Linked DNA regions of Homo sapiens: region 2 is linked to region 1. A link is a contact called in ENCODE Hi-C data. All regions are on one chromosome and are shown on one strand. Each heading gives the region's core, a stretch centred on a gene start or an enhancer-like site at or near the end of the contact. The rest is flanking DNA. Distances are from core to core; before and after follow the strand shown. Region 1 overlaps SATB1-AS1 (SATB1 antisense RNA 1). Region 2 has its middle 300 kb from the start of SATB1-AS1.

Evidence for each region. Hi-C counts contacts between places; a loop is a spot of excess contacts on that map. Pooled maps may share reads with other maps.
Region 2: a loop to region 1 is called in a map with no recorded cell type, with 8 times the contacts of the local background. The contact joins two enhancer-like sites. A Hi-C loop is called at or near these places in 4 of 37 single-sample maps with no recorded cell type and 7 of 50 pooled maps.

Annotation. Positions count from the first base shown.
Region 1 is chr3:18,528,652-18,534,050 of GRCh38, reverse strand. SATB1-AS1 (SATB1 antisense RNA 1) reads right to left here. Exons shown (of 7, transcript NR_125803.1): 7 at 3,937-4,070. Among named protein-coding and RNA genes, the nearest start is that of SATB1-AS1, 86 kb to the right of the region's middle. Within about 2 kb of position 2,255, at least 2 of the 41 ENCODE cell types and tissues checked have a DNase peak (open chromatin) inside an H3K27ac peak, as active enhancers do.
Region 2 is chr3:18,739,237-18,744,635 of GRCh38, reverse strand. No RefSeq gene overlaps it. Among named protein-coding and RNA genes, the nearest start is that of SATB1-AS1, 300 kb to the right of the region's middle. Within about 2 kb of position 3,400, at least 7 of the 41 ENCODE cell types and tissues checked have a DNase peak (open chromatin) inside an H3K27ac peak, as active enhancers do.

The DNA of each region.
Region 1 (5,399 bases), core at 1,006-3,505:
GTGGTTGAATATGGCCTGTTATTTCTGATTGATATACACAGCTTTAAATGTATTCTTAGAAACTGTAATACTCTGTGTTTTTTTACTTTCATTTGTGTTTATCAAGGTTGCTTCAAATTTATTTCTATTAAATGTGTGAATTTGGCAATGGAAATTTAAATGACTATATTTATAAATAAGTGAAACTTGAACAGAAAATGTGTAGAATAACATCTCTGCTATAAACAATACAAATAAAAAATTTTTTTATAAAACAAAGAATGTTATGATAATACCAAAAATGAGCAGGAAGTTTATATATGCTGGAATTCAAATTAGCCAGTAAAGGTGACAATATTTGGCCTACTTAGGGCAGTTTATTTCACAATAAATTATATATTTTATATCATGCATGATGACTAAAAAAATTAGAGCTCTTATTACTCAGATTAACATTTTCAAATATAAGTATTTACTTTATCATTTTAATCAAGGCAAATATTCTCACCCCTTAGTATTTATTGAGCCTCCCACTCACCCTAGGGAACATGGCAGTGCTGCAGTTTGCTTTGCATTTGCTGAAAATGGCAATTAACAAGTCAAGAGAATTTTTATTTTAAACAAAATTGTTAACACACTGCTAATAGGTAAAATCATGTGTTCTGGGAAGTAATTTGTGGGCAAGTGGTTATGATACAAGCATTTTTAAATAGACTTCAAGGAAGGGACACCAAACTGGAATGTTGAAAAGTATGTAAATGTGGGTAATGTTGCATGGAAGTAAATCTCATCTATCATTCTTCAGAAAATGCATGTGGTAAGACGGCACTTCCCTACCTCCTTGAAGTGAGACATGTTCATGTGATTTGCATGGTCCAATGAAACCTAAGAGTGTACGTCACCTCCAGATGACAATTTGAAGAAACATTGCAGAATTTGCCATGACTTTTCCTTTCCAGTGTGATTGTGGATGCACATTTTGAGACAGAGACTTCATCTGCTGAGTTCTTGAGTGACTAGAATGAACAGTACTACTGCTACTTTGCTTTGGAAATGTGGCATGAAATCTCAGTGGTTTCAAACATAAGAAATACACTTTTACTTTTGAAACCACCGAGATTTTGGGCTTGTTACTATAGCATAACCCTAAAATATCCTAACTATTACTACCTCTATGAAAAAAATCTCCAGTTAAAAAAAAAAAACACATAAAATGTTACTTATTCTCTGAGTAACTCTAGCTGCAAAGGACCAGCTAGAATTGGGGGAGGTGGGTCTTGTGAACTGATTATTTTTTCAAAGCCTATGGATCTGCTAATATTGGAAATTTGCCTTTAACACACACAAAACTGCTGGATTTTCCTTATTCTATGAAGTAAAATCCTCCTCTTAATTAATTTTATGTTTTCTTTTTTCCAAACTCATTTACTCCACAAACATATATTTGTTATCTAATATGAGCAGGTGATCTGAAGAATTCAAAGATGAGATGAAACTCATCCTTGAGGTCTTTATCACCTAAGAATGGGGATAAAATATTTACATACATTAGTGTATAAAATAGGAAGTGAAGTCCCCCACCCATAACCCCATACTTAGGAACTGATTAATCTGCTGTATAGCTTTTTGGATTGTAATAAACATATAAACATCTTTTTCTTTTATATAAATGAAAATGTATTCTAAGTGATTTTTCTGGAACCTGATATTTTCTCACTCTTTTAGAGTATCTTTCCACATGAATACACATAAATAAACCTCATTATTTTTTAATGGCTGTCTTGTATTACATTTAGAAATGTCTCAGTTTATATATCCAAGCTTTCTATTGTGCATCTTTTTAAAAGTGTGATTACAAAGTGGATAGAACCTTCTTATTTACAAAATGCTTTTTACTACAAAACTACATATATTTATTCAAACTGAACATAATATTAAAATAAAGGAAAAGAACTCATCTAGATAGGTCCTAATTCAAAGTTCCCTAAGGGGAAAAATTGCTTGTTTGTTTGTTTGTTTGTTTGTTTATTGTTGTTTATTTAACTGAAATGTCCAATGATCTGTTCTGGACATATCCGCTATGCTTCTTCCTCATTGTTTTGTTTCCTCTTTCATAACATTCATAGGCTGGAGTAGTTCAAGCATACATCCTCCAGACTCACACTCAGAAGAAAAGAGTTTTCTATAGTCCCAGGGGCTCACATACAAGTCCCAAAACTCTCTCAGGTTTGACCAACTTTCAACTCATAACACCCTTGATGAGTCAATGTGGGTAGTGAAATTGGGTAGGCTCTTTTACCAGGCTTGGGTCTCATCTTGCATCTCTGGAGTTGAAGTAATGAAGCACCTTCTTCAAAGCATGTATGTGAGTGAGAAGGGTTTTTTTTATAAAGACAAGGAATGGTGAGTGAGCATCGCCAAAAAATAATTGACATCCTCTACAGCCCTGCTCTATCTCCCTGAACTATTAGCCCTCCCCAAAGGCTGCCACTCTTAACATTCTCGTATTCGCTCACAAATTGTCTATGCATCTGCAAGACACACACACGAGTGGAATCACACTATAGATTGCTTTTTGTATTTCATTTTTCATCAATATTCTATCCTAGGCTTTTTGTTTCAGCCCACAAAAGTCTATTTCAGGCTTTTCAATGGCTGTATAATACTTCGTTATAAGTATGTACTATAAATCATTCAGCTAATCTCCTATCTATGGACATTGGTGGATGGGGGTGTTATAATGACAAATAATGTTTCACTGAACATATTAGTATTAGTCTATTATTGCATTGCCATAAAGAAATACGTGAGACTGGGTAATTTATAAAGAAACGAGGTTTAATTGCCTCACAATTCTGCAGGCTGTACAGGAAGCATGGCAGCATCTCCTTCTGGGGAGGCCTCAGGGAGCTTCAAATCATGGTGTAAGGCACAGCAGTAGCTCACACATCACATAGCAAAAGCAGGAGCAAGAGAGAGTGAGGCGGGGAGGTGCTGCACACTTTAAATGACCAGATCTCAGAAGAACTCACCTCACTATGCAAGGACAGGGCCGTAGGGGATGATGTTAAACCATTCCTGAGAAATTCACCCCCATAATCCAATCACCTCACACCAGGACCCACCTCCAACACTGGGGATTACATTTCAATATGAGATTTGGGTGGGAACACACATCTAAACTATATTAATACTTATACATAAATCTAGATGCATTTGTTCAAGTTTATCTCCAGATTCAAATCTTAGACATAAGATTATTGGGTCAAGAGGACATTAGCATTTAAAATTTTAACATACATGTTTAAAAATAGAAATAAAATTAGAGGTTGAAGGTCTTTGCCCTCCCATCCACAGTATATGGGAATGCCTGAGTCTCATTGTATCTTTGCAGTTTTGCTCAAGTGATGGCTGAAAACCAGTATTTCATTTTTATTTTATTCTGAATGTCACACATTTTTTTATTCGCCAGATGAATGCCATTATCTGTGAATTGCCTATTTCCATGTTCATTTTCTTCTAGATACAAAATTTCTCTTATTGAGTTATTAGTATATTAAGAAAATTAGCACCTAATCTACTGCATTAACATATTTTTTAAAAACTTTTGACTCCTTTTATGCCATTTTTGTTACATTAAACTTTTTTAAAGCTTTATATATTTATATTTGTGAATCTGTTTTCTTATAGTTTCTGGATTTTGTATGTTACTTATAAATCACTTTTAAATTTACACTAAACTCACTATATTTTCTATTCCTTCAATGGCCACATTTTTGTTTAAGTCATTGATTCTTCTGCAATTGTTGTTAGTATTGGGGTGTGGTCATCATTAATAATTTGTTTCTCTCATCTTCTAGGTACATGGTAGATTGCAAGTACACACCCAGTGGTAGATTGGAGCCAGGTAAGTAGCTCTGGGCAATCACTTGTGAGTGGAAGTAAGCACAAGTCACTACAGGGTAGACATTTCATTGTCAATGCAAGAGCTTATTTTTCTCTCTGATGCAGCATCACGCCATGTTTGAGATGGTAGCTATTCCACCAGCCGTCAGCCTGGGTCTTTGAGTTATAGAATCCACAGAGGTCTCCTGATAACAAGAAGTGAAAAATAAACTTTTGTGGTATTAAGCCATTAATACTTGGTTGCTTTTTAACTGCAGCATAACCAGCTGTATCCCATCTTTTCTTTTGGGGACAGTTTTGTAGCAGATGCTGTCAGTGCCTCTCATATTACCTCCCTGTTAGCATCTGTTTCCCTTTGGCCCAACTTCCAACTCCTAGCACCAGTAGTTCTTTGTTAAGGGTGTCCTCTCACTGCTGAAACTCACTCTGCCACCTGTTCAACAGGTTGGAAGCTTCTGGAATTAATGTCTCTAGGAGCAGCTCTCAAGCAATATCTGAAGAGTGTTGGTGTATAAATACTTAGCTCCCTTACCCCTTGGGTAGGATAACTTTAAGGCAGAATAGCTTGTCTGGGCTTCAAGAGCTTTCCCTGTGGGATTATGCTTCAGTTGCTTCCTGGAACTGAAAGCTGTCTTGATAACATGCTCTTCCAAAATAAACTTTCTTTCATTCTTTCACTTAATCATTCTCCTACCTTTACTCTCTAACAAATTACTCAACCTTAAAAGCTTGTCTCAGTGTCTATATCTCAGGTAACCCAAGCTAAGTCAAATTTGAATAGCAACAGTTTGGGGACAGAGAATGTCAGGTAGAGAAAGCAGTATGAAAATAGAGGCAGAGGTAGAAAAACAAAGCATTTAAAGAATAGCAAGTTATTTAGTGTATGGATTAAACTGTATGCAAAGGGAGATAATATGGGATATAGTTGGGAAAATAGATTGGCAAGATCATGAAGGATCTTGAATGATAAACTAAGTGTTTGGGTGTTTAATTATGTGGATTCTTAGCACACTTTCATTTCTCATATATTCTCTCATATTCTCTTCATCTCTCTCATTATGGATCAAAAAGAAAAGGTCATGTTCCTGCTAAATACAGAAAAGTAAAGAGAAGCAGTAGGCAGTTTTCTTGATCATTTAATCACTCAATAATATCTATATAAGAATTAGACTATGGCAGCTGTGTATTTCTAACCTCCATCCTGCATCCCCTTGCCTTTCAGCTGAGAAAGTGTAAAAGACATTATTTCTTAACAGAATCATTAACAAAATTTCATCCCCCAAAAAGTCTGATTTAAGAAATTCGGAAACACAGGGTTATTACCTACTCATTAGGTTAAGCAAGCACAAACTCAAGAAGAAAAAAAAGGCCAACTAAGAATTCCTTAGTTTGGCATATCAAAAAGCTGAAATCTCTCTCTGGAGATCACAGGCCTTAAAAAGGCAGCATATGGTAATCATAAAAGCATTTGATACAATACAAAGGATGTAGGATTCTAGTTTCTGTGTGAGCTT
Region 2 (5,399 bases), core at 2,151-4,650, 210 kb before region 1:
TGGGGCCAGAACTTAGTGTCCTGATACTGGTAATTCATATCACTAGTCATTAGTTACTTGGCTCTTACTTTTGTTTCTAAAGGGGGGAAAAAGCTTCTAGTCCATCAACCCAGCATTGAGTGTTTGTTGCAAGGTGTGGTTTTTTTCCTTGCTCTTCCCACAGCCCCAACTCTCTATCATTTTCTGCTAACCAGACTCTTTAGCCCCAATCACTTGCTGCCTCTTCCCCTCAAAATGGAGTGGAATAAATGTAGTTTCACTTGAGAGAAAGTAAAATAATTATTATGGCTGTGTGAGTGTGAGTGTGTGTCTGTGTGTGCGTTTATGAGAGAGGGAAAGAGAGTATGTGTGTATTCATTCAATATCTAAAAGGATAGTTGACATTTCTAAATTTTTCAGGTAAGAAGGCCAATTTTAGAATTATTGTTATTTGGGCTAAATATCATTACGAAGACAGAAATGCTGTTCTAAATTTTATTAAAGGCAAAGGACAAACCCCAAATGAATTTTGAAGTTCTTGTGCTTAGAGAAAGGCTAGCAGGCCTCCAGATGAGAGACTAGAGGTTAATTTTGCTTTAGCCTTGCCCTGACTAAACCTGTCCCAAAATGCAGCTTGGTGAAAGTAAAAGCAGCTTAGCTTGGGCTTCCCTTCTCACAACGTCCTCTGCAGCCTGCCCCTGTCATCTCCTCCCAACACTGTGCCATGCCTCTGGGGAACTAATATATGTTTAGGTCACTTGGAAATTATGGTAAAACTGTTCTTAATGAGTTTTGAGATTCAGGCTGGAAGAGACAGCACGCAGAGGGGTAGAGGAAAGTTTGCATCTGCAAAGATGGCCAATGAGGACTAGAATAACAGTAGACAACTTCCACTGAAAATAATCTATAAGAGATTTTCATCATTCTTTGTAGACTGTGTTTTTCCCCCTTATAATTTTGTTTAATCCCTACCTGAGTTTTCACCTATTATCACCAACATTTCAAGGAATGTCCCGAATCTATCTTGATTTTTCACCTTCTGGTGAAAACACACGTTCATGGTCAAGAAGGTCTCTCTTCTGAAGTCACTGAAGGACCAGGCCCAAAACTGTCTGCTCTACTGATGTCTTTCCAAGATGTTGAGCAAGTGTAACCATGCTAGACCAGCTGTCCATTCCATTTTCAGGTGCAGTTTGGCACAATGACCACAGTGATATACACACTGAGCCTCAGATTCAGTCCAAATCTTATTGTCTGCCCTGCATTGTTAATAATTACAGCTATCATTACAGCTGATTATAACAATAACTCTGAATCTTGCTAATGATGATTATGAAAATACAAAGAATTCTAAACTAAAATAACAACATAATTTCAGGTTTTAATCCTCACAGGCTGGAAATTAAATGTGGGCCCAGAAGTCAGAGGCATAGTCTACATAATGGTCCCCAAAACATTATTTCTTTCTCATGCTGGAAATTAAGTGGCAAACAGATTCAAGATTGCTATTGTGACTGGAATTTGGTGATATGAAAGGTTTTTTTTATTTTATTAGAAGCAATTTTCAGAGGATTCAATTCATTGAAAGGCTACAAAAAGTGCTACAGTTTCTTATTATGGCATGGAAAATAGTAAGTGTACTAAAATCATCGAAGAGTGTCAAGCATAAGGTACACTTTAACAATAGATGTTTCTTTGCATACATTTAAAAAGTGTTCTATACTTTTATGTGGTCTTCTTTAAAATAAACAAATAAATTTAATATAGTAAATAACATTGAGGTCTGAAAAATAATTCCAGTTATTTTTCACTTCCCAACATATGATAATATACAAATAACAAATTAAACAATGTCAGATGGCATTGAAAAGGTCAAGATAGATACATTTAAACAATGTTAAATTGCTTTTAAGAGCATATTACACTCCTTAGTTTCACCTATTTTCCCTCTTTGTTTCCCTTCTTTTCTTTTAACAGAGGTGTTAGACTAAATGAAAAAAATAAAATCTGAGAAAAGAGGGATACATTAGCTAAATAAAGAGCATGGATAAAGGACAAAATATAGAAATAACTTGTGTACCTAAAAATAATTTTGCAATATAATTTTTTTCCTCCTCAAAAAATCTATTTTCCAAAGTGTCTCCTTATGCTACCTTACTGTCATTTCTCTCCGTCTCTATTTGTAAGTTGCATATAGGTCTCTCTTTCCTTTAAATTTTTAACATTCACCCCCACACAGACAAGAGTCAGTCAAGAAACAGGCGAAAATGTAGATTTCAGTCTCCCCCTTGCCAAGAGTTTCTGATTTAGTAAGCTTGGGATTAGGCACAGAAATATGCATTTCTTAATGAGCACATCTGGAGACCTATGAGGCAGGTGGTCCAGGAACTCCAACTTTAAGAAACACAGTGCCCTAAAATCAAAACAAAGACATTTATGATCTTCAACAGGCCACCAGTCAATAGAGACAAACTTCAGTAAAGAGTAGAGAATAAACCAATTCGCAACTCAAAATATGTCACATACGACATATTTTGATTATGCTTTCCGATTAAATGCTTCATTGAAACTGTTACATAACAAAACAAAACAAAACAAAGCACACCAACACTCTGTTAATGGAGGGGATACAGGGTTTACAGCATCAGGGTTAAAAAGTGATAGACATGATTATGTAATGAGGTGGGTGGGCTTGGGGATATCAATTTTTTAAAAATATTTTTCAAAGTCTGAGAACTATAAATTCTAAAAGATTTTTCACCAATTATTCATCAAGTCCTATGCTATGGAATTATTTCAGCAAGTAATAATAATCATGTAATTTCATCATGTAATAAATACATCTGAGAAGAGCAATTTAATGCCAAAACCACTATTCTTCAGTCCATTTAAGGCCTTCCTCTTAAAAACAAGAAACGGCTTTCTCCTATGAAGATAAGCATGGTTCAAAGGGTTCACATTTAGCCTCAATTTAAAACTCACAACGGCAAAATGTAGTACCCAAGGAAGGAAAGGAAATTTACATCTCTAAGAGCTAGTGTTTAACGTCTTCTTGAAATTATTTGACTGATGCACACTCATATTATTCTATAAAGACTCTTTAATGAGGCATTTCCCAAGAAATTTTGATGATAATCTGTGGTGGACTGATTGGTAGTATTTACGTACTTCTGAGGGACCACAAAGTTACATTTGTGTGAATGAGTTACTTCCTATTAAATGACTCTTCTTTCACATGTTTAATAATACTTAGACTTCGCTTTTTTCCTTCTGCTCTCCCAGAGAAGTTTCTGTCTCTCCCGTCATTTGTTGTTGTGGTGGTGAAGTTATTTTTCTTGACAAGTTCCACCCACTCACGTTTAACCTGAAGGTCTTTTCCACTGTAGACACGCTGTGAACGCGCAAAGAGGAAGCTTGTTATCGCAAGATCAGCAACTCAAATTTCAGCGTGATCAGAAGTGACATCACTATGTGGTTTCATTAATGATATTAGAAGAGAACAAACTATTTTCAGTCATTTTCTTAGTGTTGAAAAACTATATGCATCTTCTTCACTTCATTGTGTATCTGTTCCCCTCCCTGAAGTGCATCAGGGGTTTCTTCTCAGGATCACTTTTTCTTCTTTATTCCCAGTCTACCATGAAAATGTTTATCTCCTCGTGTTTTGCCCATGTAGAACAGAGCAAAAACAAAACAAAACAAAGCACATTAACACTACTGACCTGATAACTTTCTTTTCCCAGAATAAGATCTGAAAAGAATTCAAGAAAACCACAGATACTAGAACTGCTGAAGTCTACTTCCTGTGAATCTGTGTGGTTTGCTCATCAAGTCATGCCCCTTTTTCTATTCTTATTCTTTATTCTGTAGTCACAGTATTTCTGCAGTTACCTGTGGACTTCACTGAGCACAAAGCCATGATTATTACCCATGGGAACCTTGGCCCGGTTCTAGTCCTACGGCAACAAAGACCTGTACATTGGTCTGCCTTTTCACCCAGGCTTCTGTTTGGGCTAACTGTGTAATAGAATTGGTTGGTTTGAAACAGATATGCCCAGGAAAAATAATTTGCCTTTGCTTCTTTGGTGAACTCTCTCTGCATTACTTTTCCATGATGGAATTGTGTGCACATATGTGTGTTTTGGTGAGCTGGGGACAACGGGGTGAAAGCTGATATGTGGAGAAAATAGAGATTCTATACACTGAGAGTAGAGGGATTTGGAATGCCGAGAAAGGAGTCTGAATACTAGGCTGTCTTCTCTCTGCTGGGATTGTTTAGGATGTCATGATAGATCAAATGCAGCAAGAAATTAATGTTATCAAATCCTACAACCATAGACAAGTCATTTAAGCCTCTCTAAGCTTCAGTTTCCTTAAGTCTAAAATAGAGTTTTTTTTAAACCTCATCACTATTGGCTTTCTGGGATGGATTATTTCTTGCTGTAGGGGACTATCCTATGGTCTGTAGAATATTTAGTAGCATCCTTGGCCTCTACTCACTAGAAGCCAGTAGCACCTACCACCGGTTGTGATAGTTTCCATTGTTCTGTAAGGAAGAAGCTGAGGGCACCGTCACCCTCAACTGAGAACCACTGATTTAAAATTAAGCAGTTAAAATTTGTGATAGAATTTATGACAGATAAAGTTTCTGTTCTAAAATTCCATAGACATAACATTCTGTGACTAGATTTACAGGCAATTTGTTGATACAAGAGACCTCTTTTTTTCAACTCTTAACTCATGCCAGTAAGGAAAAGGAGATAGAAAGTGAAATTTTTCTCACTTGCTATTAAAAACATTATTAAAAAGTTAACAGCAAAAGAAGTTTCATCATTAGGATGATGAAATTGAGATTTCATCAATTAAGATTTAGCCCCAAATATTTGTTGACAGCCTATCTCGTGAAATAATGGCAGTAGGTAGAATTTGTTGAACACTTACTATGCTAAATGCTTTGAGTGACGTATCTCACTTAATGGATGAAGGTTAAAAGTGGCATAATTATTAGCTTCAACTTACAGAGAAGGAAAACTAAGGTTTAAGGACAATGGACATTTACAATTTAGGATTACGCTGCTAGTAAATGGAAAAATAAAAACTCAGAGTCAGATATATCTTCCACAAAATAGTGTTTTGATAAGTACTTTACACTGCTTTTTAGGATGTTGTGCCAGATATTGTTTTCAGCTTTTAATATCAACAGATTTATTCCTTGTCTCATGGTGCCTATGAGGTAAGTACAATTATAATCCTCGTTTTTTAATATGTGGGCAGAAAGGGCTTATGGACAGAAAGAAATTAGTCTACTTCCCCTAGGTCACATACTAGTAGGTGGCAAAACTGAGATTTCAACTCAATCCATGATCTCAGCCACTACTCTCTGTTGCTTTTCAACATAAAAATCTTCGGTATCAGTCCTT